Regions from separate parts of the Homo sapiens genome. Here region 1 is linked to region 2. A link is an interaction called in ENCODE POLR2A ChIA-PET data of the cell type or tissue named here. Cell type or tissue: GM12878. All regions are shown on one strand. Links, peaks and the distances in the headings refer to the core of each region. The heading gives the core; the rest is flanking DNA. Region 1 has its middle 23 kb from the start of TLR7. Region 2 overlaps LOC105373133 (a long non-coding RNA gene).

Region 1 (15,865 bases), core at 4,941-12,940, 230 kb before region 2:
CTTCTGCTAGCTTTTGAATGTTTGCTCTCGCTTCTCTAGTTCTTTTTATTGTGATGTTAGGGGGTCGATTTTAGATCTGTCCCTGCTTTCTTTTGTGGGCATTTAGTGCTATAACTTTCCCTCTAAACACTGCGTTTGCTGTGTCCCAGAGATTCTGGTATGTTGTGTCTTTGTTCTCATTGGTTTCAAATAACTTATTTATTTCTGCCTTAATTTTGTTATTTATCCAGTAGTCATTCAGGAGCAGGTTGTTCAGTTTCCATGTAGTTGTGCAGTTTTGAGTGAGTTTTTAATCCTGAATTTTAATATGATTGCACTGTGGTCTGATAGACTGTTATGGTTTCCATTGTTTTGCATTTGCTGAGGAGTGTTTTACTTCCAATTATGTGGTCAATTTTAGAATAACTGTGATGTGGTGCTGAGAAGAATGTATATTCTGTTATTTGAGGTGGAGAGTTCTGTAGATGTCTATTAGTTGTGCTTGGTCCAGAGCTGAGTTCAAGTCCTGAATATCCTTGTTAATTTTCTGTCTCATTGATCTGTCTAATATTGACAGTGGGGTGTTAAAATCTCCCACTATTATTGTGTGGGAGTCTAAGTCTCCTTCTAGGTCTCTAAGAACTTGCTTTATGAATCTAGGTGCTCCTGTATTGGGTGCACATATATTTAGGATAATTAGCTCTTCTTGTTACATTGATCCCTTTACCATTATATAGTACCCCTCTTTGTCTTTTTTTAATCTTTCTTGGCTTAAAATCTGTTTTATCACAGACTAGGATTGCAACCCCTGCTGGGTTTTTTTTCTTTTTTTTTTTTTCTTTTTTTTTTAGATGGCGTTTTGCTCTTGTTGCCCAGGCTAGAGTGCAGTGGCATGATCTTGGCTCACCACAACCCCCACCTCCCAGGAGCAAGCAATTCTCCTGCCTCAGCCTCCCGAGTAGCTGGGATTACAGGCATGTGCCACCACGCCTTGCTAATTTTGTATTTTTAGTGGAGATGTGGTTTCTCCATGTTGGTCAGGCTAGTCTTGAACTCCCGACCTCAGGTGATCCCGCTGCCTCAGCCTCCCAAAGTACTGGGATTACAGGTGTGAGCCACCTCGCCTGACCAACACCTGTTTTTTTTTTTTTTTGCTTTCCATTTGCTTGGTAAATATTCCTCCATCCCTTCATTTTGAGCCTATGTGTGTCTTTGTACATGAGATGCATCTCCTGAATACAGCACACTGATGGGTCTTGACTCTTTATCCAATTTGCCAGTCTGTGTCTTTTAATTGGGGCATTTAGCCCATTTACATTTAAGGTGAATACTGTTATGTGTGAATTTGATCCTGTCATTATGATGCTTGCTGGTTATTTTGCCCATTAGTTGATGCAGTTTCTTCATAGTGTCGACGGTCTTTACAATTTGGTACGTTTTGCAGTGGCTGGTACCAGTTTTTCCTTTTGATATTTAGTTCTTCCTTCAGGAGCTCTTGTAAGGCAGGCCTGGTGGTGACAAAATGTCTCTCAGCTTTGTTTTTCTGTAAAGGATTTTATTTCTCCTTCGCTTATGAAGCTTAGTTTGGCTGGATATGAAATTCTGGGTTGAAAATTCCTTTTTTAAGAATGTTGAATATTGGCCTCTCTTCTGGCTTGTAGGGTTTCTGCGGAGAGATCTGCTGTTAGTCTGATGAGCTTCCCTTTGTGGGTAACCCGACCTTTTTCTTTGGCTGCCTTTGACATTTTTTCCTTCATTTCAACCTTGGTGAATCTGATGATTATGTGTCTTGGGGTTGCTCTTCTCGAGGAGTATCTTTGTGGTATTCTCTGTATTTCCTGAATTTCAATGTTGGCCCGTCTTGCTAGGTTGGGGAAGTTCTCCTGGATAATATCCTGAAGAGTGTTTTCCAACTTGGTTCCATTCTCCCCATCACTTCCAGATACACCAATGAAACATAGGTTTGGTCTTTTCACATAGTCCCATATTTCTTGGAGGCTTTATTTGTTCCTTTCATTCTTTTTTCTCTAATCTTGTCTTCACGTTTTATTTCATTAAGTTGATCTTCAATATCTGATATCCTTTCTTCCACTTGATCAATTCGGCTATTAATATTTGTGTATGCTTCACAAAGTTCTCGTGCTGTGTTTCTCAGCTCCATCAGATCATTTATGTTCTTCTCTAAACTGGTTATTCTAGTTAGCAATTCCTCTAACCTTTTTTCAAGGTTCTTAGCTTCCTTGCATTGAGTTAGAACATGCTCCTTTAGCTCTGAGGAGTTTGTTATTACCCACCTTTTGAAGCCTACTTCTGTCAATTGGTCAAACTCATTCTCCATTCAGTTTTGTTTCCTTGCTGGCGAGAAGTTGTGATCCTTTGGAGGAGAAGAGGCATTCTGGTTTTTGGAATTTTCAGCCTTTTTGCACTGGTTTTTCCTCATCTTTGTGGATTTATCTACCTTTGGTCTTTGATGTTGGTGACCTGCAGATGGGGTTTTTGTGTGGGCATCCTTTTTGTTGATGTTGATGTTATTGCTTTCTGTTTGTTAATTTTTCTTCTAACAGTCAGGCCTCTCTGCTTCAGGTCTGCTGGAGTTTGCCGAAGTCCACTCCAGACCCTGTTTGCCTGGGTATCCCCAGCGAAGGCTGTAGAATAGCAAAGATTACTGCCTGTTCCTGCCTCTGGAAGCTTCATCCCAGAGGGGCACTCACTGGATGCCAGCTGGAGCTCTCCTGTATGAGATGTCTGTCAACCCCTGCTGGGAGGTGTCTCCTAGTCAGGAGGCACGAGGGTCAGGGACCCACTTGAGTTGGCAGTCTGTCCCTTAGCAGAGCTCGAGCACTGTGCTGGGAGATCCACTGCTCTCTTCAGAGCTGGCAGGCAGGAACATTAAAATATGCTGAAGCTGTGCCCACAGCCGCCCCTTCCCCCAGGTGCTCTGTCCCAGGGAGATAGGAGTTTTATCTATAAGTCCCTGACTGGGGCTGCTGCCTTTCTTTCAGATGTGCCCTGCCCAGAGAGGAGGAATCCAGAGAGGCATTCTGGCTACAGTGGCTTTGCCAAGCTGCAGTGGGCTATGCCTAGTTCGAACCTCCTGGCAGCTTTGTTTACACTGTGAGGGGAAAACCACCTACTCAAGCCTCAGTAATGGCATACACTTCTTCCCCCACCAAGCTTGAGCATCCCAGGTCAACTTCAGACTGCTGCGCTGGCAGCAAGAATTTCAAGCCAGTGGATCTTAGCTTGCTGGGCTCTGTAGGGGTGGGATCCGCTGAGCTAGACCACTTGGCTCCCTGACTGCAGCCCCCTTTTCAGGGGAGTGAACAGTTCTGTCTCGCTGGTGTTCCAGGCGCCACTGGGGTATGAAAAAAAAAAACTCCTGCAGTTAGCTCAGTGTCTGCCCAAATGGCCAACCAGTTTTGTGCTTGAAACCCAGGGCCCTGGTCACATAGGCACCCAAAGGAATCTCCTGGTCTGTGGGTTGCAAAGACTGTGGGAAAAGTATAGTATCTGGGCTGGAATGCACTGTTCTTCATGGCACAGTCCCTCATGGCTTCCCTTGGCTAGGGGAGGGAGTTCCCCGACCCCTTGCACTTCCCAGGTGAGATGACACCCCACCCTGCTTCTGCTCACCCTCCGTGGGCTGCACCTACTATCTAACCAGTCCCAAAGAGATGAGCTGGGTACCTCTGTTGGAAATGCAGAAATCCCCCACCTTCTGCATTGATCTTGCTGGGAGCTGCAGACCGGAGCTGTTCCTATTTGGCCATCTTCCCAGCCACCTGGTAATTTAACTCTTATGGGCCAAAATGGCAAAAGTCATCTGTGGTCAAATCACAGAGCCCATTACGTCTGTCAAAGGTCATGGAATTGATAAGATTTTGGAGTTAGATGGAACATTCATGACTGAATGATTCCCATCTTATTTTACAGATGAGGAAACTAAGGCTCAAAGAGACTAAGTAACTGGCTTAGTAAGGTTACACAGTTCCCTAGAGGAAAAGCTGGGGGTAGAAAATGGGGCTTTTCGGCCAGGCGTGGTGGCTCCCGACTATAATCCCAGCACTTTGGGAGGTTGAGGTGGGTGGATCACTTGAGGTCAGGAGTTTGAGACCAGCCTGGCCAACATGGTAAAACCCCGTCTCTACTAAAAATACAAAAATTAGCCGGGCATGGTGGCACACACATGTAATTCCAGCTACTCCAGAGGCTGAGGCAGGAGAATCATTTGAACCAGGGAGGCAGAGATTGCAGTGTGCTGAGATTGAGCCAGTGCACTCTAGCCTGGGTGACAGAGAGAGACTCTGTCTCAAAATAAACAAACAAATGAACAACAACAACAACAACAAAAAGAAAATGGGGGCTTTTCTGTTCTTTAAGCAGAGATGTTTGCATTAACCCAGGCAACTTCAATGATTCTAATCACTAGTGCATAACAGTGAAGGAGCTTATTAAACCTCAGGGCAGTGAGGAAAAGCAAAAAATACGGTACGGTAACTTCCATCAGAACCTGAAATACTTGCATCCACTGATTTGGTTGTCCTTTGCCTTCCTCCAAAAACAAGGTCTTCATTTCACTCACTGTGTTTGCGTGGTCCTTTTTCAGGTCGTTATGCTAACATGAGAACCAAAATAACAACACTGGGTAATGGAGATTTTTTAAATAATGGTGATCTGTAAGGCAGTGGTTCTCAAAGTGAGGCCCTGGACTAGCAGCATCTGCATCACCAAAAACCTCAGGAGAAAGTTGAAAACCACCCTGATAGTTAAGTCCATGCTAGTTGCTAATGTAATGGTCCCTGTCTGTTGCGTAAGGAAGGATCATTTCCTTCTCTGATAAAAATGGCTCTGGCTCTGGTAAGTTATACTCAAATTTAATTATATTTCATGGTAAATCTTGTCAGCTGAAAAGTTATGCCAACTTGGTGGACAATGGCAGAGAATACAAGTTTCTGACTTACCTCAAGGTTTGAATGTACCTAGAGCAGAAGTTTCTGATATTTGTACTCACTTAACCAACAACTATAATTGCCGGGCACTGTTGTGGTTGCTTGGGATATTTCAGTTGTTACTAATGCTTTGGTTTTATGGAAAGACAAAGACAATGCTGGTCTTCTAGCAGCACAAAGTATAAGGTAATGTTCCTATATTATTCATAGTCCATTGGCAAAAATGCAGTTATTATCAAAAAACATTAAAATTAAAAGTATTTAAGTCATTTGTAATAAGGGATTCAACAAACACTCAATATCTAAGTAATTTCCAATGATTTCAGTAATATGAGTATTGGCTTTAAAAAGTAATGTTTTAGAGCCAAGTGCAGTGGCTCACGCCTGTAATTCCAGCACTTTGGGAGTCAGAGGCAGGAGGATCGCTTGAGTCTTAGAGTTCAAGACCTGCCTAGGCAACATGGCGAGACCCTGTCTCTACAAAAAATTTAAAAATTAGCTGGGCATGGTGGTGCATGCCTGTGGTCCCAGCTACTCAGGAGGCTGAGATGAGAGGATTGCTTGAGCCTGGAATATCAAGGCTGCAGTGAGCCATGATCACACCACTGCAATCCAGCCTGGGTGACAGAGTGAGACTTTGTCTCAAAAAAAACAAAACAAAAAAACAAATAGAGAATAAAAGGTTTAGAAACAGATACAACTGGCTCTAGGAAAACAACTCAACTGTTGAGAGCAATAAGTCATATGTACTGACAGCCTATCAAATTGAGATGTTAATAAGAAATCGGCCAACTTTTTTTTTTTTTTTTTTTTTTTAACAGAAGGTAAGGAGAATGCAGGTTAACCAGTGGAATTTCAGGTCAGTTCAGTCAAGAGAGTTTTGACTATGCCTGTTGGTCTCAAACTTGGTTATCAATTGGAATCACATGAGCAGCCTTGAAAATTCCAAATACCCAGACTACACCCAAGAGTAGTTAAATCAGAAGCTTTGGTGTCAACATAGTAATCAGGAACTTTGTAATGATCCCATTCCGGTGTGCAGCCGAAATTGAGAAGCTCCAGTTTAAGGTCATGGGCCATGAAGCTTTCAAGTTCTGCCACCTCCTCTCAACATTAATGTGTATCAGCTTTGGGAAACTACATGTAGAAGGTATGAAGAATGGCAGAAAGTATATAAAGGGACAAATCACCACCATTAATTCCACAAATCAGTACAGGTCAGTAGCTACAGTTTGGAGAATTTAAAACATTTTCCTCTTTAGTAAGAATTCCTACAAAGAAATGCCCATTTAAAATCCTGATCTATTTCAATTGCTTGCCAGAAATGTTGTACCAATTTGCACTCTCACCCAAAGTCCCTAAATCCTGACAAACACTGTGAATTGATCATCTTTTTCCTGTTTTCCAATCTGATAATTTAACAGTACTGGGGTATTGTTTTATTTGCATTTCTGTAAGAACTTTATTTTATTGACTACAAATATTTTACTTTCCAGGATCTATAAAGCAATATAGCAATATAAATAATATTATATAAGCATACTCAAACCTTGTTAACCTATCACCGATTATTGCAATACTATTTTTAGATTTTTTCTTCAATTGCAAAAATACTTTATTACTGATTAAAAATAGTATATATGCACTGATAAAATTTTGATAAATGCAAAGACAAGTAATGAAAATCATCAGCAATAACAATGGCTAAAAGTGGAGTATACATACAAACAAATACTTGTTTTGAAACTTTTTTTGGTTTACTCTTAGCATAGTATCTTTTTCCATGTCATGTAGTATTCTAATGTGTGACTTTTGGAGGCTGCATAGTATTCTAAAGTAATATGTTTTGAATCCAATATTCTTCAAAAAAATATGGAACAACAGATCTTGGCTTAAATATGAATTTTTTTACATTTCTGTTGTATATACTACAAGTGGTGGATTGCTACTTTGGTGGTTCCCGATGAACCATAACTCCTGGTATTCACACTTCTGTGGTGTATCCTTCCATATTAACCTCGGGCTCGGCCAATAAATAGGACATTAGCAAGAATGATGTAAGCAAATGCTTGATAAGTGCTGGCACACTGGAGCTTATGTCTCTTGAAATGCTCACTCTCAGGATCAAACCACCATGAAAAGAAACCCAAGCTAGCCACATGGGGAAGAAAAGAGGAAAAGATCACTCCCTCTCAACCTTCCCCACTGGGGAACTAGACATGTGAACAAAGCCATCTGATTACAACCTCACAGGAGACCCCAACTGAAACCAACCAAAGAACAGCCCAGCAGAGCCCCAGCCAACCAAAGAATCATGAACAAATAAAGTGGTTACTGTTTTAAGCAGATATGTTTTGGGTTGGTTTGTTACACAGCAAGAGATAAGCAAAATGTGACAGCATCTAATATGAATACCTGCTTTAGATATGAAAAAGAAACCCTTAGATATGAAAAAGAAACCCTTAGGATCATAAACTCAAGAAGAATTTTTTGTTTTTATCTAGTCAGATTGCTGAGGTCCTGGCTGTTTAGATGACTTACAGAAAGAACTTGGGTAGTAGAGTCAAGATATGAATAGTAACCCAGTTTTATTACTAGAGATTTGACTTCGTTGAGCATCAGCTTTCTTGTGGGCGAGTTAGGTTTTAACAATAGCTGCCTTGCAGGTGTTTTATTTTTAAGCATTATGAATGATGGTGCCTCCAGTTCCATAACAAGATGAAGGCATATGCAGATGTGAGTTAACATTTTCATTGGCTGGCCATGTATGTTGAATCCCAAACAAGTGGTCTTCACTACACCTCACCACTCACAAATCTACTTATGAGTCTCAGATGGTGAGCTAGATGGTCAGTAATACCCACCTCAGGAAAACTGCTTCTGAGTTTACAAGACAGCAGGCGGAACAGCTCAAAGACCAATGCATGCATAAATAGTCTTTCCTTTTTTTCACCAGGTCAACTACTCGATTATTTGCACTGGGGGCCTTTTTTCAAAGCATCTGACCTTTTGGACTCGTCTGGTGAAATCTAGTATGTACTTAGGACCAGCCTTCAACACAAAGGAAGGTTTTTGTTACATTCGTTTGCATATCCTGTCAAGGATATCTTCAGAACACTTTCATTTCACAGTAAAATGAAACTTACGGAAGAACTAAGCAGTGAAGTGCTTCATACTTTCATTTAAAAGGGGAATGAGAAACAAAAGACAAGGTTAATTATGACACCGGGGCTTTACAATGCTAAAAATATCCTATATACAAAGGGATATGTAGGCTGTGTTCTTTTTCCATGTCATTACAAAGAACAGGCTCAAGGTATCTGCAAATTTCTAATAAAAATATTATTACTTGAAAAATGTCCATGGTTGTATCTAACTGAAGGGATTAAAACTTTTAGACTTGTTATACAAATACCATGATACTTGTCATCAAAGTCCTCCTTTTCATCAAGCAGACCCTGACTTACAGCATCTGAGAGTGGAAAAAACTAGCATGAACCGTAAGGCAGTGGGATTCATACCTACCTCTCACTCACACGTTCATCCAAACCAAGCAAGTTGCATAAAGCAACCTGAGACTTTATACTTCCACATGCTGGCAACACAGCATTAACTAGACTCGGGCAACTTGTTTAAGGGGTTTATTTAGGTTCCTATCAGTAAAGAGGTGTTTTTCCAGCTTTGGGAGAATATGTATGATGCCAAGTTTTTTTTTTTTTAAGTTTAAATACTTTTATAAGTTTAATGTTGGCATTGGATGTTTACATATTAACTGGTACAATTTACATCGGTTTTATACTTACCTATTTTTGCAAAGATGTCATGTACACAAAGATACATATTCAATAACTGAGAAACAAGTGAAACTTCTGATCTATACTTTCAGGTTTGTTTCATAAAGATATTTCTGATAAGGATTATCAGCATACAAGTTTCACCTCTTCCAGAAGGACACTGTCATTTTATCTAAGAGTTTACTCTGGGTTTTATTGCAGAACACAAATTCCCTCAATTGCTTTTTTCTTGCAGGTGTCTTTTTCCAGAATTTTTTCTTATAACCAGCCTTTCTCCTCACCCAAAGGCCAGAATGAAGTCGAAAAAACCTATAGATAACAGCTTTCACAGTTGTTCTCTTGCCTTTTTGTGTACTGACGTATATTACAGTTCTGACTGGCAGCTTCAGGACACTTGGAAGCAAGGGGGCCACTCTGTTGGGGATCACTGCAGTATGCCCACATGTCAGGTTTCTGACAGATGTGATCAGCCTGGGAGTGGAGGAAACAAATGGTGTCTGAATATGACTAAAACGTCCAGTAGACAATGCAGAAATAAGAGAGGCATTCCTGGCACAGTTTCGGTGGGCTGGAGATGCAAAAATATTCAGGAGCCATAGATTCCTGAAGCTGCTCTCATCGCACCAGCAAAGGCAGAGGCAGCCATCTTGCCAGCCTGCTATGATGCCAAGTTTCTTTCTTTTTTTTTTTTTTTTTTTTGAGATGAAGTCTCGCTCTTGTCCCCCAGGCTGGAGTGCAATGGTGTGATCTCGGCTCATGGCAACATCCACCTCCCGGGTTCAAGCAATTCTCCTGCCTCAGCCTCCCGAGTAGCTGTGATTACAGGTGCCTGCCAACACACCCAGCTAATTTTCGTATTTTTAGTAGAGACGGGGTTTCACCATGTTGTACAGGCTGGTCTCGAACTCCTGACCTTAGGTGATCCGCCCGCCTTGGCCTCCCAAAGTGCTGGGATTACAGGCGTGAGCCACCACGCCCAGCCAATGCCAAGTTTCTATTGAACCACTTTGATGTCTATGTCTGAGTCAAATGGCAGAGCCGGGACTCAAATCTAGGTCTTCTGTCCACGACCATATCTTTGTTCAATCACCACTCTGGATGCTGATCAAGTCTGACCTTCCTTTTCATTTCAGAGCATTCACCCCAGGAATCCTTCAATGTTTAAATCTCTAGATTAAAATATGGTACTGCTGGGCATGGTGGCTCACTCCTATAATCTAAAAAAATTGGGAGGCTAAGGTGGGAGGATTGCTTGAGACCAGGAGATCAAGGCCAGTGTGGAAAACATAGTGAGACCCTGTTTCTAAAAATAAATAAGTAAAATAGAATAAAATATGGCACTAAACTAGGGTGGCCAGATAAAATACAGGACACCCAATTAAATTTGAATTTCAGATAATAAATAATTTTTTAGTAGAAGCATGTCCCGATTTGCTAAATTTGGCAACCCTACACTAAACCTTACCTACCCACCAAGGGCTGTTCCCAGTCCTCCTCATTTCCACCTAAAAAGAAAGGAGAAATACAACAAGACCTAGAAAACAAAGTGTGAGTTGCCCCAGCCAGTGAGAGGCCAGTTCTCAAAAGATAAAGAGAAGAACTGTATCCTCTCCATCCAGTGATCTCTCTTGAGCTAATTTACAGATGGGGGACTAGACCAATAACGTAGGATCTTCTGTGCCATCACTCAGACTGGGGTAGTTCACTGGAGCCACAGCTAACTCTTCAGAAGAAGATCTTTCGGAGGCCCAAGGCTATTTATCGCACTAGTGCTTGCAATACCAAAGATCAGAAACCACCCAAACGTCCGTTAGAGAAATGGTTAAGTAAATTGTGAAACTTCTAGAAAATGGGATGTTTTCCAGCTATGAGAAAAAAAAAATGCAGATGCTCCTGAGATAAAGGTATAGAAGGAACTGCAAATGAAAAAAACAAGAGAGTAAGAGAGTATATGCTAACGAAGTATGACAAAGGCAGGGCCAGAAGAATATGTTTTTATTTGCTAGTATGCCTAAAGAAACTCTGGAAAGATAAGCAAGGAACTAATAAGAATGGTTTCTTGTGGGGATGGGTGTGGGATTGGGTGGATGGTCTACAAGAAGAGCAGAAAAGTTTTTACTATGTATCTACCTATGTATTTATGTATGTATGTATATATGTATGTATATGCATGGATGTATGTATAGATACATTTATCTGTACAGAAAAGAGTTAACATGGTAGCCAGTTGCCATGGCTCAAGCCTATAATTCCAGCACTTTGAGAGGCCAAGGGTGGATCGCCTGAGGTCAGGAGTTCGAGACCAGCCTGGACAACATGATGAAACCCCATCTCTACTAAAAATACAAAAAATTAACCAGGCATGGTGGGGGGCGCCTGTAATCCCAGCTACTCGGGAGGCTGAGGTAGGAGAATCACTTGAACCCAGGAGGCGGAGGTTGCAATGAGCCGAGATTGCGCCATTGCACTCCAGCCTGGGCAACAACAGTGAAACTCGATCTCAAAAACAAAAAACCAAGAAACATGGCAGGCCTGAGACTGCTCTCCTTAGAAAGGCCTGCTTGTAAGGTTGGCCTTTGGCTCATGTCTGGGAACTTGGATTTCAGGGTGGTTCCCACCATTCCCAGAACTAAGAAGAGTGGCTCACTGCTCTTACACTGTTTGTACAAATAATATGGTTTTTGCTGCACACCTGCTTTCCTATTGGGAGGCTGGAATTTTGGTATGTGCTGGGCAGAGTGTGCCTACATGACCAGCCCCGAGTAAACACCCTGGGCACTGAATCTCTAACGAGCCTCCCTGGTAGACAGCAGTTGGCATGTGTTTTCTCAATTTGTTGCAGAAGGAATCAAGTACATCCATGTGACTAAAGTCGGAGGGGATGCTTGGAAGGTTGGGCCTGGTTTCTTCTGGGCATCACCTCATGCACCATTGTCCTTTGCTGCTTTTGGTTCGTATCTTTTCACTGCAATAAATCATAGCTGTGACCATACTTTATTGAGTTCTGCGACTCCTAGTGGATCACGAAGCCTGGGGTGGCGGAGTCTTGGGGACCTCCGACACAGTACACAGTCTCTGTCTCTCTCTCTCTCTCTCTGTCCCACACACCCCATATCTTTCTATTCAGCTCTATGTAAGAATTCTGTACCACACAAATATGTATTAAAATGAAATAAAAAATAAAAAAGGCCTTTGCTTTATATTTGCCTAACCAAAAGCTCCATTCAATCTGCTTTTCTTTCCTTCTTTGTTTCCTTCCTTCTTTTCTTCTTTCTTTTCTCCTGTCCTTCATTCTTTCCTTTCCTTCCTTTCTGCCGGCCTGCCTTGTCTCCCTCCCTCCCCACCCTTTCTTTCCTTCTCTCTTTCTTTCCTTCACTCTCTCCCTTTCTTCCTTTGTTTCTCTGTCTCTAGTTTTCCATTTACTACGTAGAAGTTCTTACCATATGACTATGTATTTTCCAGCAAAATTGAAGAAAAAGTTAAAAAGCTATTGCCCTATATTTGCCAACTAAAAGCCCCATTCAAAATGTCTCAAGGGGAGAGAGAGAAGAAAAGCAAAAGAAACAAAGAATACAACTAACTTCACTGCCTCACTCTCTATTAAGGAGACAGAAAATTCTCATAGCTTTTAAACAACAGTGTCAGGTTTGGTGTGTTTTTCTGTTGTTCAGCTTTAACACAGCACTGTTTCAAAACCTTAAGGCTTTGTCCTAGAAGAAAATGTTCCTGTTTGAACATATAAAACAATCCAGCATATAACTAGAAATACAGGTCTGCCAATCATGGTAACACTTTTGTGACAAAACTTAAAGTTATCTTTGGCGGTGATATACATTTTTAAGAAGTTATTACATATGCAAAGATTGTAGAGAAATTACAGAGACACAATCAAACTCACTATGTAAACACTGAGTAGTTCTTGAATCAGAAAGAAAATAAAGCTATAAAAGATATTTTGGGGACAAATTGAAAAAATGTGAATACAGAATCTATATGAGATATTACAAATTATTAGTTTTTAAATGTTACTTTAAGTTCTGGGATACATGTGCAGAATGTGCAGGTTTGTTACATGGGTATACATGTGCCATCGTGGTTTACCGCACCTATCAACCCGACATCTAGGTTTTAAGCCCCACATGTATTAGGTATTTGTCCTAATGTTGTCTCTCCCCTTGCTCCCCACCCCCTGATAGGCCCGAGTGTGTGATGTTCCCCTCCCTGTGTCCATGTGTTCTTATTGTTCAACTCGCACTTATGAGTGAGAACATGCGGTGTTTGGTTTTCTGTTCCTGTGTTAGTTTGCTGAGAATGATGGTTTCCGGCTTCATCCATGTCCCTACAAAGGACATGAACTCATTCTTTTTTAAGGCTGCATAGTATTCCATGGTGTATATGTGCCACATTTTCTTTATCCAGTCTATTATTGATGGGCTTTTGGATTGGTTCCAAGTCTTTGCATTTGTGAATAGTGCTGCAATAAACATACGTGTGCATGTGTCTTTATAGTAGAATGATTTATAATCCTTTGGGTATATACCAGTAATGGGATGGCTGGGTCAAATGGTATTTCTGGTTCTAGATCCTTGAGGAATTGCCACGCTGTCTTCCTCAATGGTTGAACTAGCTTACACGCCCGCCAATAGTGTAAAAGTATTCCTATTTCTCCACATCCTTTCCAGCATCTATTGTTTCCTGACTTTTTAATGATTGCCATTCTAAATGGCGTGAGATGGTATCTCATTGTGGTTTTGATTTGCAATTCTCTAATGACCAGTGATGATGAGCTTTTTTTTCATGTTTCTTTGTTGCATAAATGTCTTCTTTTGAGAAGTGTCTGTTCATATCTTTCACTCACTTTCTGATGGGGTTGTTTGTTTTTTTCTTATAAGTTTCTTTGAGTTCTTTGTAGATTCTGGATATTAGCCGTTTGTCAGATGAGTAGATTGCAAAAATTTTCTCCCATTCTGTAGGTTGCCTGTTCACTCTGATGATAGTTTCTTTTGTTGTGCAGAAGCTCTTTAGTTTAATTAGATCCCATTTGTCAATTTTGGCTTTTGTTGCCATTGCTTTTGGTGTTTTAGTCATGAAGTCTTTGCCCACGCCTATGTCCAGAATGGTATTGCCTAAGTTTTCTTCTAGGGTTTTTATGGTTTTAGGTTTTATATTTAAGTCTTTAATCCATCTTTAGTTAATTTTTGAATAAGGTGTAAGGAAAGGGTCCAGTTTCCATTTTCTGCATACAGCTAGCCAGTTTTCCCAGCACCATTTATTAAATAGGGAATCCTTTCCCCATTGCTTGTTTTTGTCAGGTTTGTCAAAGATCAGATGGTTGTAGATGTGTCGTGTTATCTCTGAGGGCTCTGTTCTGTTCCATTGGTCTATATCTCTGTTTTGGTACCAGTATCATGCTGTTTTGGTTACTGCAGCCTTGTAGTATCGTTTGAAGTCAGGTAGTGTGTAATGCCTCCAGCTTTGCTCTTTTTGCTTAGGATTGTCTTGGCTATATGGGCTCATTTTTTATTCCATATGAAATTTAAAGTAGCTTTTTCTAATTCTGAGAAGAAAGTCAATGGTATCTTGATGGGGATGGCATTGAATCTATAAATTACTTTTGGCAGTATGTCCATTTTCACGACATTGGTTGTTCCTATCCATGAGCATGGAATGTTCTTCCATTTGTTTGTGTCCTCTCTTATTTCCTTGAGCAGTTGTTTGTAGTTCTCCTTGAAGAGGTCCTTCACGTCCCTTGTAAGTTGGATTCCTAGGTATTTTGTTCTCTTTGTAGCAATTGTGAACGGGAGTTCACTAGATTTGGCTCTCTGTTTGTCTGTTATTGGTGTATAGGAATGCTTGTGATTTTTGCACATTGATTTTGTATTCTGAGAATTTGCTGAAGTTGGTTATCAGCTTAAGGAGTTTTTGGGCTGAGATGATGGGGTTTTCTAAGTATACAATCATGTCATCTGCAAACAGAGACAATTTGACTTCCTCTCTTCCTATTTGAATATGCTTTATTTCTTTCTCTTGCCTGATTACCCTGGCCGGAACTTCCAATACTATGTTGAACCTTGTCTTGTGCCGGTTTCCAAAGGGAATGCTTCCAGCTTTTTCCCATTCCGTATGATATTGGCTATGGGTCTGCCATAAATAGCTCTTATTATTTTGAGATATGTTCCATCAATACCTAGTTTATTGAGAGTTTTTAGCATGAAGGGATGTTGAATTTTATTGAAGGCCTTTTCTGCATCTATTGAGATAATCATGTGGTTTTTGTCATTGGTTTTGTTTATGTGATGGATTACGTTTATTGATTTGCATTTGTTGAACAAGCCTTGCATCCCAAGGATGAAGCTGACTTGATTATGGTGGATAAGCTTTTTGATGTGCTGCTGGATTCAGTTTGCCAGTATTTTACTGAGGATTTTTGCATTGATGTTCATCAGGGATATTGGCCTGAAATTTTCTTTTTTTGTTGTGTCACTGCCAGGTTTTGGTATCAGGACAATGGTGGCCTCATAAAATGAGTTAGGGAGGAGTCTCTCTTTTTCTATTGTTTGGAATAGTTTCAGAAGGAATGGTACCAGCTCCTCTTTGTACCTCTGGTAGAATTCGGCTGTGAATACATCTGGTCCTGTGCTTTTTTTGGTTGGTAGGCTATTAATTACTGCCTCAACTTCAGAACTTGTTATTGATCTATTCAGGGATTTGACTTCTTCCTGGTTTAGTCTTGGGAGAGTTTGTGTGTCCATTAATTTTTCCATTTCTTCTAGATTTTCCAGTTTATTTCTGTAGAGGTATTGATTGTAGTCTCTGATGGTAGTTTGTATTTCTGTGGGATCAGTGGTGATATCCCTTTTATCATTTTTTATTGTGTCTATTTGATTCTTCTCTCTTTTCTTCTTTATTAGTCTAGCTAGTGGTCTATCTATTTTGTTAATCTTTTCAAAAATCCAGCTCCTGGATTCATTGATTTTTTGAAGGGATTTTTGTGTCTCTATCTCCTTCAGTTCTGCTCTGATCTTATTTCTTGTCTTCTGCTAGCTTTTGAATTTGTTTGCTCTTGCTTCTCTAGCTAATTGTGATGTTAGGGTGTCGATATCAGATCTTTTTAACTTTCTGATATGGGAATTTAGTGCTATA
Region 2 (15,865 bases), core at 2,954-10,953:
TGAAAAATAGAGATAATACGGCCCATAGTGTGTCCTTGAGGTCTACTGATTTTCTAGTTCTAGCCCTTGTGTTGTATGAAATACTTGAATAGCCTTTTTCCCAGCTGCCATGTAAGAAGTGATAACTGAGATGTAAGAAGTCTGACTATGCAGAGACACCATGCTGTGAGGAAGCCCAAGCTGTGATGTGGTGAGGCCACTAGATAAGGCCTCCTGTATTCCATGAAATACTTGAATATTTTTTTCCAATAAATTCTTCATTTGCTTTCAAACCACTTTGAGAGACTTTTGTTCCCTGCAACCACTTGAATAAGGCCAATGGTTTCAAAAGAAGAGCAGGAAGGAACGTCATGTTGGAGAGGCAGGAAAACCTTCTTTTTTGCAGCATGAAGTTGCCTCTGTGGACTTCAGTTTCCTGATGGTGACTCAGCTCTACAACTTGAAAATGAGCAGTTAACAGGCTGTTTGTGCCAAGTAATTCTAGTGATAGATGTGCATTTTTTCTATAGCTTCCCACCATTATAGTCCACTTTGGAAGCTGAATTCTGATTCAAAAAGGAATGGAGGGCAAAAACCGTGTGTGCTCCTGAGAGAACAGTGCCAAATTCTCCACTTGCAAAATGGGACATTAATAATTGCCGCCTCATTCCACTGAGTCTATGATGAAAATTATTTCTTCAGTTTTTCAAATTTAATCACAGCTTTTGAAATTAAGGACATCTGAATATTGTGTGTGTATATACAGTATAATTAATGCTGTATTTCTGGGCTAAGAGCCCAGAAACTATTGTATATAAGTATACACAAATGTACCTTTACAGTTTGATAATATTTCATTTCCATGTAGGCAATTTTCTTCTTGAATAAATTACTTGATGGTTGTATTTTTTCATGAACCATCATGAGGAAAATTCCAGATTTCCAGATTTGCTCTCCAGTGTTTTGAATGTACAGCAACCTTGCCAATATGTGGCCTTGAACGTTCTGCACATGGCTAAGGATCTGTTGGATTACCATTCTCTATAGCTGCCCTTTTCCATACAGGAGCCACTAGCCACATGTGGCTACTGAGCAACCGTTAGTGGATTAAATCCAAATTCAAGTGTTCTGTAAGTGTAAAATACACACTTAATTTTGATGACTTAGTACCAAAAAAAAAAAAGAAAAGAAAATATCTAATAATTTCTACATTGACTACATGTTGAAATAATAGTATTTTGGATGTACTGGGTTAAATTAAAGATATTAATTTCACCCATTTCTTTATACTTTAAAAAATGTGGTTACTGAAATTTTTAAAATTACATATATGGCTCACTCTTGTGGCTTGCATTATGTTTCCAATTGACAGTGCTACTCTACGGAGCTGAATTCAACCTTTTGTGAGTCTCTCTGGGCCCCCAACCAATAGGGACGAGTAGCCTTAAAGTGCTAGCTTATTTCTTCTCAGGATTCCCAAAAACCAGGGAAAGCAGATAGAAGAATCAGGATGTGTCTGCCCTGGATGCTTCCATTTTTTTTTTTTTTTGGTCTCCTTCTTGACTCTTTGTGTCCTCTCTACCACCTAGTGCTACCTAAGTGGCCCGCCAAGAAAACCTACCCAACATGCACTTCCTGAAACATCTCCCTGAGCTCCAGAGTATTGTATTCTTTTTCTTTTTCACCTCCCCCAAAACTAACAACCCCTCAGTGTAGGAATCTCACATAGCTGTTATATGAAATATGGGCTTTAAAAAATTTCTCACAAGAGTATGTAAGATAAGCCTTTGTATTAGCCTGTTAAAGGTAAGGTTGAAAGGCTCTCCAATGGGACAACTTCTGGCCAAGTGTTCCAGTAGAAAGATGCATTTCCAGCAGTTGAGAGGGCAGTATTTTGGGGTAATGTGTTTAAACCAAACATTGTTAGCACATACCTATTCTGTAAATATACTAACCTTTTCCCTGCTAAAGGCATAGTTATGGGTCATACAATCAAAACGATGTGATCTCACGTTAATTTTCCCTAAAATAATCTCTACCAGCTTCCATAGAAGCCCCTTCTGCCCCTGTCCTCATATCCTTTTCCCTAATTAAAAGTCTATAATTTAGAAGGTGCCATTATCGACCAAATCGCTTCTGTTGTAAAACTATCGGCTGAGATGTTTCTAGCTGTCTTCCATTATTCATGACTCTCTCTCCTTTGAAGTAACTAACTTTTTTTTTTTTTTTTTGAGACGGAGTCTCACTCTGTTGCCCAGGCTGGAGTGCAGTGTCGCGATCTCTGCTCACTGCAAGCTCCGCCTCCCGGGTTCATGCCATTCTCCTGCCTCCGCCTCCCGAATAGCTGGGACTACAGGCGCCCGCCACCACGCCTGGCTAATTTTTTGTATTTTTAGTAGAGATGGGATTTCACCATGTTAGTCAGGATGGTCTCGATCTCCTGACCTCGTGATCCACCCGCCTCGGCCTCCCATTCACTCAGTCACTCACTTGTTCATTCATTCATTCATTTATTATTTATATACCATGCACTTTCTAAAAGTTCTTGAAGCTGTTTGGTACCCTTCATACACATGCAAACCTGTGCTTCCACTGTTGTGCTGTCAAACTGGGGGCCTCTAGTGAAGAAGGAAAATAATTCCACATGCACGCCAATCCTGTTCAAACGGACACCAGGCTAAGCCCTTTGGGAATTTTACACTCAGACCCAAGTGGAGAACTGGGCTTCTTAAAAAAGTCCCGTAAATCAATCCATAGTATATAAAAATTAGCCATGTCTAAAAGAGGTTTATTAAGCGATTTCCACAGCCACTGCATTAGATTTCAAGGAGTTTATGAGGATAAACAGATCTTTATTGAGAATCACCATTAACATGGTCATTAGCTTTCACATCATTAAATATCTCATTTCAAGGGCAATTATGTTGGATTTCACATTTATCAGAAAATAATTGCAGAAAAATGTGCCATACACACCATTTTTTCAGAGGCATCAGCAACACAAAAGGTGGAACTCAAAAGCAACATTTCCTTTTTGTGTATTATTTGAAACTTATGCCATGGCAATTTTGCAGGACTAATTCACAGATTGGCTTATTTAAGTCAGACGTTATATGAGCATCAAATTATCCAACTTCTCTATGATTCTTTTAACCTGTGCCAAGTTTGTTTTATATGGTGATTGATGGCTTACTATTGGGAGAGTCACTCCATTACAATAAGATTATTTGTAGATGAGTGGTGGACACACCCTCAGGTGACCCCCAATGAGTCCCATCCTTGTATAAGCCTCTCCCCTTGAGTGTCAGAGGAAACTGTCTTGCATCCAGCCAATAGAATATGGCAAAGGTGATGGGATGTCACTCCCTTGATTACACCATGTAAGACTCTGTCTTAGTGGACTGGCGTGAGAGACCCTGCCTTGCTGGTCTTGAAGAAGCTTCCAAGCTGTGGGACAGCCCCTGGCAAGGAACTGTGGGCAGTCTCAAGGACTGAGTGACCTCCGGATGACAGCTAGTAGGAAAACAAGGACCCTAGTCTTGCAGCTTCAAGGAACTGAATTCTACCAACAACCATGTGAGATTGGAAAAGGTCCTCGATCTCCATATGAGACTGCAGCCCAGCTGACAACTTGATTTCAGCCTCTTGAGGCCAGAGCTGAGAATCCAGCCATGCCATACCTAGATTCCTGGCCCATAGAAACTGTGAGATAATAAATGGCTGTGGCCAGGCATAGCTGACACCTGTAATCCCAGCAATTTGGGAGGCCGAGGCAGGAGTATCACTTGAGCTCAGGAGTTTGAGACCAGCCTGGCTAACATGGCAAAACCCTGTCTCTACAAAAAAATACAAAAATTAGCTGGGTACAGTGGTGTGTGTCTGTAGTTCTAGCTACTTGGGAAGCGGAGGCACGAGAATCTCTTGAACCCGGGAGGCGGTTGTTGCAGTAAGCCAAGATCGCGCCATTGCACTCCAGCCTGGGCAATGGCAATGAAACTTTGTTTAAAAAAAAAATAATAATAACAATAAAAAAAAATGGGTGTTATTTTGAGCCACTAAACTTGTGGTAGTTTGCTATATAGCACAGAAAACAGATACAATGGGTTTTTCATTCATGTCTGTGACACAATATTCATAAATTTATCTTTAAACTAGTTATTCTCAAACTCTATGAAAAATCAATTTTTTAATCTCCAATCTATCATGGAAAAATACTTCCATAAAATGAATTATTAGAAAAAACTAAATTTAAAAGGTGTACAAAATACAGGTCCATGGACCAATAGTCATAACATTTTTAAAAATGAGTTCTTGCAAAAATTTAGTAAAGACATACAAAACGCAAGCCTAAGAGTTTTATTAGATTTGATAGACAGTTACTCTGTTAAATTAGTGTAAAAGTCTTTAAACATTTATGCTCAATTTACATGTCTCCCTGAGGCTGGATAATAAACAGCTCACTGAAGAGTGGCCATCTACAGATCATCTATTTAAATGATACCAAATCAACTTATAAAAATAGCTGGTATTTATGGAGGTTTTATTATGCCCGGGACAGTGTCCAGTCATTCACATGAATTACCTTCTAGTAATGATCATCCCAACTCTGAACTTTATGAATTCTCCTATTTTATGTGTGAACAGACTAGGATTAATGGGATGAAGTAACTTACCCAACTTGGTCACACAGCTAGTAAGTACGGGAAGTTGTGACCCAAACCCAGAAATCTTAACTGCATAGCATGACACTGCAGAATCCCTTTATCCATGGTAATATTTGAGATAATACAATGCTCAAATTATGGTAAATATGGGATGAAATTAATTTCACCCTGGTCAAAATTTCCACAAAGTCCTACATAGGGAGATTTCTGTGCTTTTGTTCCCTAAAAATGAGACCCATCGCTTATACCAAACATGAACTAGAGAGAGATGAGGCATGTGGTGAGGTCTAGAAGGAAATGAACCGTGCTGTTGTTGATGTCTCTTCTCAGAGCGTGGTGGTTCTTAGTATAGTAGCAGAATCAGAGATGCGGAAGAGAGGAAAGCAGGTGTACCTTGGTGATATATGCTCCATTTACACTGGGTTGTGGATTTTACTTCCTTCACTGAAGTTTGTCAGAGGCTTGAGGGTAACAGTTTCCATCACAATCACTGGGGGGATTTTTGTAACTACCGATGTGTAGGCTCTGTCCCAAGAGATTCATAGTTTACTGGTCTGGAAGAGGCCTGGGAATCGGAAGTGTTTCCAAAGCTTCTTGGGTGATTCTAATGTGTAGCCAGGGTTGAGAACTGAAGTTTTAAGGAAGATAAGCATGGAACTAGGTACAGCTGAGTCATTTCTGCTGGATGTCCTCTTGCCCAGGGGTGGTGTGAAAGCCACAGGAGAACAGCCTTCTGCCCACTGCAGTCACCCATGGGGAATGCCCTATTGGGATTAGCGTGGCTCAGGTACCTCCATGTTATATGAAGCTCAGGAAAACATCCACCAGCCACTTTAATAGTCTCCAGCCTCTGTCATTTCAGACCCTCATTAGCTTAGGTTTCATCTACTTTGCAAAATATCATTCCATTGATTTTAGTGTTTTAGGTTATCATTTATGGCAAAATTAGAATTTCATTGTTATTCAGCCCCCATTTGTGGTTTTTGCTTATACCACAGGAGATACGTCCTAAGTATTAGAACTTTCCTAAGCATTTTAGTATTTTTACATTTAATTTACATTTTACATTTAACCAGCTTTGACCTGCATCACAAATCATTGAGATTTTGCATTTAAGAATTTTATATTTTTTCTTCCTATATCAGATTGGACGTAATAGTAGAGCTAGGGTTGGTGGAAACTGTAATCTTACAGCATGTTTGGTAGAATCCTAGTCTTGTGAGAAGTTCCTTGAAAAGAGAGTTTTCTAACTCCTTAGTACTCAACGTGTGGGGATGTATGAGCCAGAACATTGGCATCTCCTGGGAGCTTGGTAGAAACACAAAATCTCTGGTCCCACTGAAGACCTATTGAATCTGGATCTGCATTTAACTAGACTCCCAGGTAATTCTTATGTTTGTGTAGAAAGGGTTTAAGAAGCATTGAATGTTGAGAAACAACTGCAAATTGTGTTCCTTTTCCTGCAGTTGCATTATACACATTAGCATATGAAAGGTTCTGTTAAGTACAATGGTAAAGAAAATGGTTTATCCCAGATATTCCCAAAGGTATTTGACCATAGGGCAACAATTTTTTTAGGGTAGCACTTTTAAAAAGCCTTTTATTGGAGCGTGACATATATCAGAATAGTGCATATATTGTTGGGTAACCATTCTCCATGGGTCTCTCACCTTTCTGCACGCCTTGTAACCAGAGGCTCTGACTCCATTTGTTCTGAACTCTCTTCTCAAGGATGTTTGTATAGTGAACAGCCTTGGAAGACAGAGATAGGGTTTCCCTCCAGAACAAAAATCAGTCCAGTATAATAAAGCCATTCCAACACAATAGTGGTTCTCTCCAGGACAAAGGTCAGGCAGGCTTATTGCCTCTTTAGAAATATTTGGATTCCCTTCACTTTGTGTTCTTAAACTATGGCATAAACCCACTGCATGTGCAGTATTCAACTGGGCTCCTCTACATTGCCCCCATGGGACTTAGAGGGCAAGAGAAACTGATACAAATATGAAGCTCATGTTGTATGCTGTTCTCTGAATAAGAAAGTCCTTTTTCTCTGACCCAGGAGTCTCATGTCTTCTGTCAACATCCATGAAACTAGGGCAGGCTAACTTGTCAGATTACAAGTAGGGTCAAATCTGAGAACCTTCACAGTTCTTGATAATTATATAGGATTGATTTGATGGATCTTTGCAAACTGCATGTAACTGTGTAACAGGTTATCAGTTCAAGAAAGATAAAATTGCTAGTGCCCAGAAGGCCTCTTCACGACCCTTTCCAGTCACTACTCTCCCCAACTCATGTGGACTAACAATGACCTCCTATGTATGTAATGAGCTGTTTTCTAAACTGAGATCACTGAAGCTGACATTGATCAGTACCTAGTATGAGTCAGTCAACCCTCCGAATGACTTTATGTGTAGTAAATATTTTAATTCTCACAGCAACCGTCTGAGGTAGGAATTATTATACTCATCTTGCAGGTGATAAATTGAAGCACAGGAGAAACTAAGTGACTCGCCACAGGTCACAAAGCTAGAATTTGAACCCAGGTAATTTGACCTCAGAGCTTTTTTTTTTTTTTTTTTTTTGAGACGGAGTTTTGCTTTTGTCGCCCAGGCTCCAGGTTGGAGTGGAGTGGTGAGATTTTGGCTCCCTGCAACCTCCGCCTCCCAGGTTCAAGCGATTCTCCTGCCTCAGCCTCCCGAGTAGCTGGGACTACAGGCACCTGCCACCATGCCTGGCTAACTTATTTTTGTATTTTTAGTAGAGACAGGGTTTCACCATGTTGGCCAGGCTGGTCTCAAACTCCTGAGCTCAAGTGATCTGCCTGCCTCGGCCTCCCAAAATGCTGCAATTACAGGCATGAGTCACCATGCCCGGCCTTCCTCAGAGCTAACTTTAATTCTGTCACCACACTGGGCCCCATGCTCTGACACTGGCACAGAATATTTGCAACAGGCATAATCTCAGGAAGTCTGAGCATGAGTGGTTTTACAAACACAGGCAGGCCTCAAATAGAAATATGCTGTGTTCCAAGAATTTGTTTATAAACCAATCATTTTTCTTATGTCATAGAAAAGGTACTGGATACATCATCTGACAAATCTAGACTCCCATCCTGACTTGCATTTAGTAGCTGTGTGTCCTTGGACAAGACTTAACCTCTTTGGGCTTCAGTTTCCTCATTTGTAAAATAACAGAGGTGGACCAGAGGAGCATGCAAGCTTCTTCTGACTTTAAAGTTCTGTACTTTTATATCCAATATATATTCTCCACAGAATTAGCACTATCGATTCCAAGACTAGCACCAGAATATTTTTTTTGAGTAAAATGGTGCTGGAAATTTGAAAAAATACTCATACAAATATTTCCGTGGACTGGAACCTGATTTTATCACCTGTGACTTGGGCAAGTCATTTAATAGATGTGAAGCTCTTTTCACCCCGGCAAAACGAAAATAAATAATATTTGTTCTGTGGGGAATCATGAAACTTCAAACAAGTTATCTATCTATCTATGTATCATCTATCTATCTTTATGTTTTATAAGGTGATATGTATTATACACACAGGTATGTTATTTGTTTTTTATAACCTCATTCATCCATTTATCTATCCATCCATCCATCCATCTATTCATTCATTCATAAAGCATTTATTGAATGCCTGCCCACTTCTTGTCAGGTACTATGTGAATAGTGGAGGTATAACATTAGAATACAGTGTGATAGAGGGTCTGAGAAGGGCAAGTACAGGGTGCTCAAAATGGGTACCTAATCTAGTTGGGTGTGTTTTCTGTGGCAGAGAAGGGGAGGAGAAAGCAGGGAAAATTCCCCAAGGAGTTAATATAAAAGTTGAGACTTGCGGGACAATGTTGACCAGGCTGGTGGGAGTGGGGATAGAGCGTGGGAGGGAACACAGGACACAACATGGGCCAAGGCTGAGAGGTATAAGGAAGCGGAATTATTTGTAGTCAGTGTGGTCAATGCATTTGGACTTCTCAGAGCCACATTTCACACAGCAAGTGTAGGGGTAGTGTAGACGGCTCCAATTATGGGATGGTGCAAACAGCTGTAGTTTGCAAACTTTCAACCTATGCTTAGAAAAGGATCCTTTCTTAAGCAGGATCCTTTCTTCTTCCTCCAAATTGGGGGAATTGGGGGAGAGATCCCTGGAGCAAGTCCTGGCTTCTTTTGAATCCCTCTGAGAATTACTTTTTCGTCAGAGGTTACATATATAGTTATCAGCCCAGGATGCCCTAAACTCCACATTGGCCTGTGGCTTCATTCCTCACCTTGCACCTCTCTCCCCACTTTCCTTCTTCCAGCCAAGAGGGCATGGAGGCTGGAGATGGAGGCTGGAGACTGAGGCCGTGTTTGGGGGTATACTTTCCTCTTCAAGGCTGGCTGACTTTAATCCGACTGCTCCTGGGTTAAGATTCTGGGAGGTGCTTCTCTTTCTTCCCTTTCCCTCCCTCTCCTCTCAGCCTCCCACTGCCCCGTCCTGATCCTGCCCTGGGCCCAACCTGTTCTAGGAGTCTCAAAGACATGCCCTGTTTCTCCAGAGCTCATGCAGAGGCTGCTGAGGCCAGAAATCTCTCAGATTCCTTTTGCTCCAGCCTCTGGTTTTTTAACGAGCAATTGCCTGGGAGGAACTCTGAGGGAGGCTTTCTGCTGAAGAAGGGAAGTGCTTTCAGTTTCGGCGTTTTCATCTGGAGTTCAGCAGGGCCTCCCGCAGCCTTTCCAACCAGACCAGGCACATGCAGAGTGGGGAGATGGCGTCACCCAGAACACCTCTAATTTTCCTTATCCAAATGATTTCTGTGACTCAGAAATCGTTGGCTGATGCAAAGCCAGGGAGCTGGGAGCTCCTTTCAAACTGGTGGAAAGACTTTCGATGCATGGGAATTGGCTTTCCTGGGCACCAAGTCTCTGGGGCCCCAGTTTGTTTTCACAGCTGCCTTCTGGTGGAGGGGAGAATGTATTAATATCATGATTACTTGCTCCCTGCCAGCAAGCACTGCCTGGCAGGTTGTAGGCCCCTGAATGTTTTGGTAGAGAAGGGAAAATGCGGTCAAAGAAGCTCAGGGCCTGGGTGCTGTCATTATCCTCTTTCAGGATTTAGGTCAGTATACCACGATGCATTTAATGCATCTGTTTTTTTTTTTTTTTTTTAATTGAGACAGAGTCTTGCTCTGTCACCCAGGCTGGAGTGCAGTGGCGCAATCTCGGCTCACCACAATCTCCGTCTCCTGGGTTCAAACAATTCTCTGCCTCAGCCTCCCAGGTAGCTGGGATTACAGGTGCCCACCACCGGCTAATTTTTTTTTTTTTTTTTAAGTTGAGACGGGGTTTCACCATCTTGGCCAGACTTGTCTTGAACTCCTGACCTTGTGATCCACCCGCCTCAGCCTCCCAAAGTGCTGGGATTATAGGCATCAGCCACCGCACCTGGCCCACATCTATATTTTCAAGCAAAAATGATTTCCCCTTTCAGTTGGAGAATTTTCATTCTTAATAGTTACTGCCTATCTTTCTCAAAAATTCCTGTGTCAATTTTGGAAAACATTAATTTTTTGGATAATGGGGACAGCCTTACATTTAACAGTTGCTTGGCCTTTAATCACCAATGGAAGGGGGAGAAATTATAGAATTTTAAAAAATGGTTGTGTTGGAAGAAGATCTTTTAAGCAGTCAAAGCAGGTGGTAGCATGTGGCAAAGGGGTGGCACTGATGGGAGAAGCATTTATTTATTTACTTATTTTTGCCATTTTACAATGAATTTACTAATTTGGGTTAGTAGGTGACTCATAAAATAGCCCTGTATGTGTTGTATAAAATAGAAGTGAGATAATGTCCCTTTTCTACTTAAAAGCCTGCAATGATGATAGTAGCCCTATTCACAATAGCTAAAAGTGGAAACAACCCAAATGACCTTTAAATGGTGAATGAATAAACAAATTATGGCATATGCATACAACAGAATATTGCTCAGCCATAAAAAGAAATAAGGTACAAATGCATCTCCAAAATATGATGCTAAGTGAAACTAGTCAGTCGCAAAAGTCACATATTATATGATTCCATTTATATGAAGTGTCCAGAAGAGGGAAATCCATAGAGACAGAAAGCAAACTGTGGTTGGCAGGGGCCACGGGGAGGGGATGATGGGGAATGACTGCCAATGGGTATGGGAATATCCCTTTGAGGTGATGAAAATGTTCTAGAACTAAATAGAGGTGTCGGTTGCACAACGCTATGAATACACTAAAAATGCCACTGAATTGTTCACTTTAAAATGGTTAATTTTATGATGTGTGAATTTCACCTCAGTAAAAAATAATAATTAAGTAAGATCTGCAATGGTTCCCTATTTCTCCAAGAGTAGAAGCCAAATCCTTACAGAGGCCTCCTATAGGAGATGGCCCTGTTACCTTCTGGCCTCGTCCTCTCCTCTTCCCACGACTGTCTCACTGAGCACCATGGCCTCCATCAGTTCCTCCTAATGCTAGGCATGCTCCCACTCCCAAACCCCCTTTGCACTGGCTGTCCTGTCTGCCTGGAAGACACTTCTCTCCAGTGCCCACATGACTCTTTTAGTCTTTGCTTACATGTCAGTGTCCAAGGAGGCCTGTCCTCACCACTCTTATTTCCAATCACACCCGTCCCCAAGTATCATTCCCTTTATTCTGCTCTGCTTGACTTATTTCCTTCTAACAAACTATGTCTTTTTACTTATTTATTCTGTTTATTCTCTTTCTCCTTCTCCTTCCTCTAACCATTGGAATGTAGCTCCACCACCAAAAAAAGAATTTTAATATGTTTCTGTATTCTAGGCTTAATTTGTATTGATTTTTTAAAAATGTCTACAAAATCAAATAACAAAGAATTACACATTCAAACAGATTCAATTAAGTGGATTCTGAAAGAAATATCTGTAGAAAATGAAGTCTCAAATCTCATAGTAAAGCATCTTCATAGCTTTTTATTCTCTGCTAATGTTTATATTTCATGGAGGCATAAAATCATTCAGGCTGAAGTTAAAACATCTTTCTTTTATCACAAGTAGCTTGAGTTTTGAACCCGGAGGAGGCACTCTGGGTTGAAAGTTATTCATTATAGAAAATGGTTGAACTATAAAATGTCTTCTACTGGGAGAAGGTCGGCTTATTTGGGTTGCTACAGCTTTATTGAGGGTGGGGCAGGGAAGAATATAAAAATTTCTTTCTGCTGTTGCATTTGTTTATCAAATTTGTGCAAGGCCTTGTTGATCATGGGAAGCATAAAGAACACAGATACTATATTCACGTTTAAAGTAAGACAACGGAATCTATCACAAGGGTAGTGAAAGTCTAAAAAAAAAAGGGGGAACAGAGAGAAAAGAAAGGGCAAGTATTTAGAAATAGATAGCAGCCTGAAATATTTTTGTACACGCACAGGAAGTTGCTTTCAGAAAGCCAGGCCACAAGACTCTTGCACACAAACCTTGCACAAGGAGCTCTAGGATTAGAAAATAGCATCATGAGCTGAAAGTGATTACATTTTGCAGATGGGTGTCTCTATTAATTTGGATCTATACTGTGGCTAGAGATCCTGCTGTCTGACGCAAAAGCAAAGGATGTAAAAGCCAAAAAAAAAAAAAAAAATGCTGTAACCCTTCTCTTAATATTGGCATTAAAGCTGAAAATATGCCTCTGTTTATCCAAAGCATAAGGAAGTTGTATATCATAGTAGCAGAATGTATCAGGTATCTAAGATTGAGTGCAGAATTCCGATAAGAGAGCTCTTGAGCACAGAGTTTCAGCTTTGGGCAAGGAAGAATTTCCCTGTGTCATTTTGTTTAGGGAAATGTTTCCCGAATAATACACATTTCATTTTTCTGGCATGGACTTGGACTCATGTGGATTCCATTTGAGGAAAGAAAAGCTCAAGAAGCAGAGGGGTGGTGGGATTTTTTTGTGACTGCTGCAATTTCAGAGAATGCAAAACTAGTGTGACCCACTAATGGTGACTGTTGTGCTGTAGAATGTTCTGTTCATAGCCACAGGGGAAACCACTGCGATTCTGAGGCAGAACTGGCTAGTTCAGGAGCCAGCAAAGACACTAGAGTTAAAACCCACGTGCCTACCTTTGTCTTGTAACAAATAGCAAAATTTTGCCTGATGTTGGAAGAAATATTCCTTTTCTTAATCTGGTGTAAAGCAAGTACATGTGAATGTTTCCCTTGATTAACTTAAGCTCCCTCAAATGACAGGTGCATTTGTGTTTTTGCGAAGAGTTGGAAGGTGGATTGGTGGTGAGGTGAGACAGGCATCATCATCGTTTAGGATTTTTCACGTGTCCTTGGGGCATAAACCAAGCTAAAGATATCCAAAAAAGCCAATTCCTCTTAGAGCTCTCACAGTGTAGCGTGAAACCTGCCTAGGAGACTCCAGTGGTTCTGAATCGGAAGGCAAATTGGCAGGGGGTACATTTTTGGTTATCAGGATTGGAGGCGGGAAAGGGGCAGTGAAAAGGCTGCTCTTGTCATGGAGTGGGTAGATGCCAGGGCGGCTGCTAACCATGCCACCATGCACAGGACAACTCCCCTAATACAGAATTGTCCAACCAAAAGTGTCACTAGTGCCGAGGCTGAGAAATCCTCATCCTAACACATGCCCTAAACAATAAATCCATTTTAAACATTCCCCAGTTGGTGAAATTAACCAGAACGATAGTCTGATAAAACAAAAAACAAGTAACCCAGTAAGTAATATTTCCTCCTTCCTCTTTCCCATTTCACAGAAAATCGTTGAATAAATGCAAGCAGGATATTTTTAAGAGAACAATTCTGTAAGCAATCTCCTTAAATATGTTTCACTTCAATTTCTGCCATTATCTAGAGGCTATATGCCCAGTACAATTATTGAAATCACTGTAACAGTAAAAATTTATAGCCGTATTAGTGTATTTTGGCTAAGTTGAAATGGCAGATGAGGGTAAAACACAAAAATCCTTTAAAAAAAGATAGCTTATTTGATTGCTGCACCAGTTTAAGAAAAAAGGCTAGAATTTATGTTAAAACTGTCTTTAGGGCCCAGCATGGTGGCTCATGCCTGTAATCCCAGCACTTTGGGAGGCCAAGACGGGTAGATTACTTGAGGTCAGGAGTTCCAGACCAGCCTGGACAACATGGTGAAACCCAGTCTCTACTAAAAATACAAAAAAAATTAGCCAGGCATGGTTGGGGAAAACCTGTAGTCCCAGCTACTTGGGAGGCTGAGGTGGGAGAATCGCTTGAATCCCAGAGGTGGAGGTTGCAGTGGGCCGAGATCATGCCATTGCTCTCCAGCCCAGACAACAGAGTGAGACTGATATGGTTCTGATGAGTGGAGGAACACCAGGGTTCTTGGTCCTCATGCCGGTTTAGATAAAACAACATGGACACACATGGAGTGGTTTTAAGGAGCGGAGAATTTAATAGGCAAGAAAGAAGGGAGAAGAAAGAAGGAAGAAGTTCCTCTGTACAGAGACAGAGGGAGGGGGTCTCCAAATCCAAGAGAGGAGGCCCCATGTGCTGAGGATACCAGCCAGTTTTATGAGGAGGCTGGAGGAGGCAGTGTCTGATTTGCACAGGGCTCAGGGGATTGGTTTGACCAGGCTTGTCATTCATGTAGCCTGCGAAAAAATTGGCCCCCCACCCTAGCTTTTAATATGCAAATGCAGGGCACCATGACGTTCTACACACGTGGGGATATGTGGGGGTGCCCATGTTGCCAGGCACATGTCCGGGGTAAGGGCAAGAGGACAACGGTGGGAATCGCCATGTTGGGTGGACCCAGTTTCTAATGGCCTGCATTTGCATATCAAAGGTTGCCGGCCTGGGTCTAGGAGCCAGAGTTTTTCTGCTAGACAAGAAATGTTTCTGGAGTTGCTTTGAAAAGAAATGAAAACTTTCCAAGGACCCCTTTTCCTCTATCTGCCTAAAATAATTTTTTAATAACTCCTACCACAAGACTTTGTCTCAAAACAAAAACAAAAACAAAAACAAACAAAAAAACCTGGATGCAGTTTAGATCTTTAGATGCAGGACAATAAGTGACTTACATAAAAATTCAAGCCCAAGAAAGCAATGCGTGTTTCAGTACTCCTGAGCTTGTATCTCTTTTAATTTATTGGCCAGAAGAGGAAACAGCTTCAGCTACTCTTCCTAGTTGGGAAACTTAATATGAAAACCTAATATGAAGCCCAAGATCCTTAGAGAATGTTAATACAGAAAGTCCTGCCCATGGCTTGAAAATTTTTGTGCAAATAGCATTAATTGGGGTAATCAGGAGGTTTGGGATTTTAGGACAATTGGTGTCACCACTTATCTGTGTGGCCTTGGCCTTCAGTTTCCTTATCTGCAAAACAAAGCCTATGATTTCCAAAGTCACTTTCAACTAAAGAAACAATGGTTCAAAAATAGTCAAATACAGGCTGACCTTGAGATTTCTACCAAGCCATCAAATGTCTCTAGTAATTTTTACCGATTTGGAAGTAAAGTGATAGCTCATGAAACTGGGAATTTGTTCTTTAACCAGTAGAGAAAATAATATTTATTAGTATCTGCTTTAGAAGGATTGCAAATAGTTAATACCCTCTTTCCTTCATCAGAATAAATGAATCCAGGACCTCTATGATAAAGAATTTATTTTTTCTCCCACATCCAAATCTATTTATTATTCTGTGATATTTGGAGTTGAGTATTTAGATCATTTTAGGTCATTCTATGTCAATTTAGCCTTGCAGAACCCCCTGAGACAATAGTACTTCTATCTTAATATTAGTGCGAATGTTAATTTTTTTTTTTTTTTTTCCTGAGTTGGAGTTTCACTCTTGTTGCCCAGGCTGGAGTGCAATGGCGTGATCTCGTTTCACCGCAACCTCCGCCTCCTGGGTTCAAGCGATTCTCCTGCCTCAGTCTCCCGAGTAGCTGGAATTACAGGCATACACCACCACGTTCGGCCAATTTTGTATTTTTAGTAGAGATGGGGCTTTTCCATGTTGGTCAGGCTGGTCTTGAACTCCCGACCTCAGGTGATCCACCTGCCTCGGCCTCCCAAGAATGTTAATGTTAATTTAGAATTTCCCAAGCAAATCTGTATACAACAGAAATTGCCTGGCAGCATGGCATATCAGCATCTAGTGTACTCTCTCTGAGAGGCTCTTGAAAGCTGAAAACTGGAGAAAACACAGGGCAGGAGCA

The links. Peaks named below come from ENCODE experiments on the same cell type or tissue, not always from the same donor. Only the 100,000 strongest peaks of a DNase experiment are listed, where the experiment ranks them.
Region 1: POLR2A ChIA-PET joins it to region 2 with 9 read pairs; 2 of 35 experiments call an interaction of 5 or more read pairs at or near these places.

Annotation. Positions count from the first base shown.
Region 1 is chrX:12,836,063-12,851,927 of GRCh38, forward strand. It overlaps the pseudogene MRPL35P4. Among named protein-coding and RNA genes, the nearest start is that of TLR7, 23 kb to the right of the region's middle. RefSeq lists an enhancer at 7,934-8,253. In GM12878, for the core only: no CTCF peak of the experiment used is centred there; DNase peaks (open chromatin) are centred at 7,204, 7,949 and 8,399; H3K4me3 peaks cover 1,844 bases; H3K27ac peaks cover 3,422 bases.
Region 2 is chrX:13,069,795-13,085,659 of GRCh38, forward strand. The region is part of intron 2 of LOC105373133 (a long non-coding RNA gene); the gene reads left to right. Among named protein-coding and RNA genes, the nearest start is that of FAM9C, 33 kb to the left of the region's middle. RefSeq lists a silencer at 4,855-4,914 and an enhancer at 11,981-12,150. In GM12878, for the core only: no CTCF peak of the experiment used is centred there; DNase peaks (open chromatin) are centred at 5,027 and 6,934; H3K27ac peaks cover 6,648 bases.